Regions from separate parts of the Homo sapiens genome. Here region 1 is linked to region 2. The links are chromatin contacts, found by Hi-C or POLR2A ChIA-PET in ENCODE. All regions are on one chromosome and are shown on one strand. The core of a region is the stretch at or near the end of the contact, and the rest is flanking DNA. Distances in the headings are between cores, read along the strand shown.

The links. Hi-C counts contacts between places; a loop is a spot of excess contacts on that map. ChIA-PET counts read pairs that join two places held with the same protein, here RNA polymerase II (POLR2A). Pooled maps may share reads with other maps.
Region 1: a loop to region 2 is called in a map of left cardiac atrium, with 2.2 times the contacts of the local background. The contact joins two enhancer-like sites. A Hi-C loop is called at or near these places in 5 of 168 maps with a recorded cell type or tissue (aorta, ascending aorta, cardiac septum and 2 more) and 6 of 50 pooled maps. POLR2A ChIA-PET finds 5 or more read pairs at or near these places in 2 of 52 experiments (BJ and Panc1).

The regions. Positions count from the first base shown.
Region 1 is chr3:21,728,458-21,731,649 of GRCh38, reverse strand. The region is part of intron 1 of ZNF385D (zinc finger protein 385D); the gene reads left to right. Among named protein-coding and RNA genes, the nearest start is that of ZNF385D, 21 kb to the left of the region's middle. Within about 2 kb of position 1,474, at least 2 of the 41 ENCODE cell types and tissues checked have a DNase peak (open chromatin) inside an H3K27ac peak, as active enhancers do.
Region 2 is chr3:21,644,045-21,646,968 of GRCh38, reverse strand. All of the region lies in intron 2 of ZNF385D (zinc finger protein 385D), which reads left to right. Among named protein-coding and RNA genes, the nearest start is that of ZNF385D-AS1, 100 kb to the right of the region's middle. Within about 2 kb of position 1,273, at least 10 of the 41 ENCODE cell types and tissues checked have a DNase peak (open chromatin) inside an H3K27ac peak, as active enhancers do.

The sequences.
Region 1 (3,192 bases), core at 225-2,724, 84 kb before region 2:
CACAGAGGATTTTTAGCACAATGAAACTATTCTGTATGTTACTGTAATGAGGGATATGACATTACACATTTGTCCAAACCTACATAATGTACAACACCAAGAGTGAACCTTAATGTTAACGTACTCCATAAACTCTGGGTAGTTATGACATGTTAATGTAGGTTCATCAATTGAAACAAATGTACCACTGTGGTGGAGGATGTTGGTAACGGGACAGGCTATGAGTGTGTGAAGGCAGTGGGTATATGAGAACTCTGTGCTTACCCATTCAATATGGCTGTGAGCCTAAAACTGCTCTAAAAAATAGTCTATTAAAAAAAGAAAATGAACAAACACCTTACATATAAAGAAATATGCATTGCCAATGAAAATGCACTTCATAATAACAAAATGTAAATAAAAATAATAGACTATATCTAGTCCTTCACTTAATGGATTGGTAAATGTTTAAGAATTGAACACATGTTTAAGTATTAGGTGTGGGAAGGGCCATTCTTAAGTACAAATATGTGAAGGGAATACATTTTTGCAAACTCTGCACAAAATGATCATATTTAAATATGCATATATATTTTACAGCATGTACTCTTTGCCCTAATAAGCTTTTTAATAGGAATATACTGTATATTCCCAAAAGTTTACTTAGACATATCATTAAAGATATTAATGCAATGTTAGTTTTTAAAGCACAAACTGGAAACAACAAAAGTGAGCCTCAGTAGGAAAAGCATTAAGTAAAATTATGATGCATCCAAAATGCTGGAATAGGGTGCAGCCATGACCAAAATAAGCATATCTGTATTTTGTGATGTGGGAAGAAATCTACACTATAACAGCAAATAATGAAAGTAAGGCCCAAAAGGATAAAAAGAATCCTCTGGGGAGAAAAAATTTAAGAAGGCTTTTTGATAGCTACACTACTATAAGCAAGTACATTTCTAAAAAGAAACATAAGAACTCATGAGCAGTTGTTAGACTTGGAAGCAGGAATTACACTTTTTTTCTTTTACATCATTTTGTGCAGATAGAATGTGCCCCTGGGTCAGGGGTTTAGATCTCCTTTGTTCACTGCTCTATCGTTAGCATTAGACAGTGCCTGACACTTAGTAGATGCTCTAAACTGTATGTGGAATTATTATTATTTTTTTCTCATCAAGGGTTAGTTATCTGGCAATGGATTATGAACCATTTTTTTTCAGTTGTTTGGATATCTCTGCATTTACAAGGATAATAAATGTATTCTTTTAAAATGGCTTAAAAATGTGCAAAAGCTTCCCACATAGTTCTTTTGCCCAGACAATGTTGGAGAGCATAGTTGGGCATCGTCTTTTCCCCTTTGGGGAACTGTTTCAGATTCCAGGTCAGATGTTTGTGGTTAAGGCTCATCTGTGTTTTTAGATGGCAGGCTTTTCAGAGTCATCGCTGGTATAGTGCTGAGAAATGATTTTGATCCTATGCTCTGTGGTCAGGTTGTTCAGTTTCACTCCAACTTCTTGTGCCTATTAGGTGAAAGACCATGGTCAAATCCCTGGATGCGTGTGTCTGTCTCTTCGGGAGGTTGTTCTTAAATGAGATAATGTGTGTAGTTTGTATAATCCAACGTTAGTTGCACTAGGAAAACAAAGTTAGATGGTAGCATTCTATTATTTAGCAGGGAGTGTTGTAGTAATTAAAAGATAAGTGAGTGAAGGAAGAATGAATAAATGGATGAATGAAGTCCGTGCATTGTGAAAGCAGGTCTGGAGTAGGTTGCTCCTGCATTCCAGCAGGAGGGAATTTAATAAAAAGTCATCTGGTGATTTATTTCAAACAGGTTATACAATTAATCCCTTTCTAGATACAAGGAGCTGAGTTAGAACTGTAGGCCTAGTTTCTGGCAGATTTCCTGAGTGGATGTCATCCCCCTGGGTTATTAAGGTATTCTCTCTTTTTTGCCCTAGCTTTCTGGGCTTTTGCTGTCTTTCTAAACCTCTCATTTTCTTTTTGAGCCAGATTTTCCACCTAGTCAATTGACAGCCCAATTCAAGATTAGATTCTGAGAGATTACAGAAACCCAGTCTAGTAAGTCACTGGGTGAGCCCAAACCTTATCTTTAAAGTACCTTGTGGGGAGAGAGAAACCTCAATTCTAGTGGAGTTCCTCAGAGTTGATAAGATTGCCAAAGTCCTTAAGTCACACTGCCTTCCACTGCTTGTAGAAATGACAGTTTTATCTTTAAAGACGGTGGAGTGGGAAGATAATCCATTTTCACTGTGGGTTATAAAATAAATGTTGCTTCTTAATCTTAAAATAGCTTGAATGAGGGCCTTTTAGCCAAAGACTAGCAAATCAATATTTAAAGAAAGATGCCTTAATAAGCAAATTGATTTTAGGGTTTTATTGTTTTTAAAATTTTCGTTGCTTATATGTCTTTATGCCTCAAGGTGTAAGGAATACTTGAATCCTTGTAACTTTGATTTTTGCCATCAGTAAAACCAGAATGGTAGAAGACCTCTTGCTCACCCTTCCTTAATCTTTGCCAAAGAGAGTGGCTCAGCATGAAATGAAATAAGATTTTTATTTCTGTACTCAGAATACAGGCATTACAGAACAATAGTTAAGAGCATAGACAGTGAAGACATTTAAATATTTCACTAGTAGGTTCCTTGCATATGTGCTGAATTCTGCCATGCTCCAAACACTGTTCCAGACACTAGAGGTGAATCAGTGAACAAAACAAAGAAAGATAGCTGTGCTCAAATAATTTACATTTTCTTAGGAAGCGCCAGTTATTATACAAAAAATATAATCAATACATGAAGTATACAAAATGTTAGAATATAATAAGTGCCATGACTGCAAAGCTGTGTAGGGGTGAGCCGGCTTGCAGGAGTGGGCCTCATTAGGAAGGTAATATTTGAACCAAGATTTGAACGACTTGAATCTCCTCTGCCCCTCACTAGCTGAGTACATTGGGGAAGCTCCTGACCACACTTTCTCACCTGTAAAGTGGCAAAAATACATAACTTGTTTTGATGCTGTAAGAATTAACTGCACTAACCTTGGAAAAGCAACTGATGTATACTGTAGGTTCTCAGAAAGTTGTAGGGTTTCTATTGCTTATTTGATCATCACAAATTCAGGTGTTCTCAATTTTGTTTCAAAAAGGTAAGTAAAGAAGTTTTTTAATTGAATGCCTTTTGTTTCTTTAAA
Region 2 (2,924 bases), core at 24-2,523:
TCACTGGCAGCTTAGAATAAATGATGGAGTAGAGAATAACTTTGGACTGGTCCTCAATTCTGTCTGGCCTTGATTTCATTGAGCCTTAGCATCAGACAGAGAGGGGCTGGATAGGACTGCCATTACAGGTAGCAACCCAGGACTTAACATTGCTTTCTATTTGTGACCGAATGTATGAAAGCCATAGGCCCAGAATGCAGGTTTAATACATTCCCAGATGATATAAGGAAGGAAAGTAACTGGAAGGGTCTGTACAGGCCTCTGATGGTTGAGAAGTGAAGGCAGGCCTGTTTCTTTCTTTCTAATTGCCTCTGAAGTAAATGGAGACTGAAGAGTTGTCAAGATTATCAGAGTTTATCTAGGTCTGACATATTTCCAAAATTCACTATTTGTTAGGTGGTCAATACACAATAGACACTCAGTTAGTATTTGCTGAATTAGTTTCAGTTACTACTGAAAATAGTCTGTGGTTATTAGTTTTTGAATTTGTAGCTTACCTTTGAAGGTAAAGATCTGAGTTCCTATCCAAGCACTGCCCTTGGGAGCTGTGGCTCTCAGTCCACTTACTTCACCTTTCTCAGCGTCTCACTGTGAAGTCAGATTAATCGTGTGCAGCACTGTTGTAAGCTGTCTGTAGATTACTGTGAGATGTACATACAGTAATAAGCGCAATCACAAATAAGCAGGTCCATAAGTATGACAGTTTCCTCTCCTCTTCATTTACTTAACCATAATCAAAACCATGATTGCATATACTTACATGGCCGGTTTTGACACCCTAAAAATTATACATCTCCCTTCCTTAACTTTTAAAATGAAAAATAGTTTTTAAAAATTTCCCTGAGGTTTTCTTTCTTTAAAAAAAACTTATCTGACACTTTGGCCTCAGCCTCCACATTCTTTTTAGGTATTTTCTCATTCCCTGTAAATGAGGACCGAGCTTCTTTGAATGAGCTTTTTACACAATGCTCATTTAAACTCCATTCTTGGAATTTGCTGCATTTTGAGGTAGAAGACAAATTTGAAACTCATCTATATTGAATTTTAAAATAACCAAGTACAAACCATTCCTGGTGAAAATGTACAGTTTTTCTCTATACATAATGCTGAACATGGACCTAGAAAAGGTCAACTGAAAAAAGACCCAGAACTGTGACTTAGTAATGAGGGAGAAAAAATATCTAGTTGGATGAAGTCATACTACCTTTGTCCAGTTGTCCTTCTTTGATTCTTTCCTTCCCCCACACAGGGACTGTTGGCAGGAAACTTGGCTGACAGCGAGCCATGGTGACTGCTTTGGAAGTAGGTGGAGACTGCAGGGAACTTTAGCTTTTCCAGAAACTCAGAGCTCACAAAAAAACATCTGTAGAAGTTGTACCAAGTAGCTAATTTACCAACTCTATTTTTCTCAAATTCCCAGCCCAGCTTTAAATCTCGCAATTTGGATTGCCAGTGGATTCAGCGGTTTACCATTTATTTACCTTTTCTGGTAATTGCAAATGCAGTTAAGATCCCCCACCTTTAGGAGAGTTCAAGACTAAAGGAGTCAGTAGCTTAAACTAGTGTCTGCAAATGTGTAGGTTGTGGAGGTCTTAACTGCCTTCTGACTTCCCAGGCATCTTCCCACCCTGAGTCCCAGCTGCTAGTGTGATCTCACTGCCTTGTGCCACCCCCTCTCAACAACTGTTTATTTTATCAGTGACTCTAACAACCTTGGCTGCAATTTGATTTCAACAACTGTTAACTGATTAGTGTGAATTTGAAAGTACAGCTTTGCCAATTCCGGTACTGCCAGTGGGCAAAATAACCTGATATAGTATATGATTTTGAAATCATAAAACTTTCTCAGGGACCGTTGCATCAAACATATACTGAGTTTTCTGATTTAGAAGCCTTCAAGGTCATTTGGCTCTCATTGCACACTTATTATCCAAGTTAGCTTTCCTGTTTGTAGACATGGGAATTTTGCTTCTTCTCAGATAGTACTTTTATTTCGTGTAATCAGAAAAGCAATCAGTTTTGAGTGTCATCTATTAACTAGGCAGATAAACTAGGCACTGTGCTGGGCATTTCATCTAGGTGCTGATTGGAACACAATTTTTATTTTAAAAAAGTTGTTGCAGTCACTTTTACACAATAATGTGGCTTGTTTCATCTCAGACAAGTGTGATTCCTGTGTGATGTAGTATAAATTTTAATCCAGGAGGTACATATGCAGGAAATTTACTTTTTTTTCTTCAAACCGAACTTAATGTCTATTATTTTGAGCCTCCGTTGTATGTATTGTAAAGATACAATTTTAATTGTGTTCAGTCTTTCCTGGAATATACAGCAGGTACTCAAATGGCATCATTTACTTCAACATTATCTTGCTATAAAATTGAAGAGAAAAAATGTCATTTCTTGGCCAGGGCCACTGTGTGGAGTTTGCATTTCTCCCATGTCTGCGTGTGTTTTCTCTGGGTACTCTGGTTTCCTCCCACATCCCAAAGAAGTTCACGTGAGGTTAACTGGCATGCCTACCTTGTCTCAGTGTGAGTGAGTGTGACTGTGTGTGAACCTGCATTCTGTGATGGAATGGTGTCCTATGCAAGGTGGGCTTCTGCCTTGCACCCTGAGCTATGGGGAGAGTCTCTGGCCACCTGTGACCCTGAGCTGGAATAACTGGGTAAATAATTATCTTGCTTTCATTAATCTTTCTTAAATGTGTATATAGCTCACATTTATTTTAATGTTGAATATCAGAAATGTTTTGGTCTTTATGTAGAAGTTTGGTGATGTTTTTGTAATCAGAAATATGCCATAGAAACATAACTTGTTTATATAAATTAGCCTGTAGTAAAATTAGTTTGCTGCCTGTTGTTCTGCTTAAAGTTGCAATTTCCAACAACTCATTGACAACATTCAATGAAGAGTTACTATAC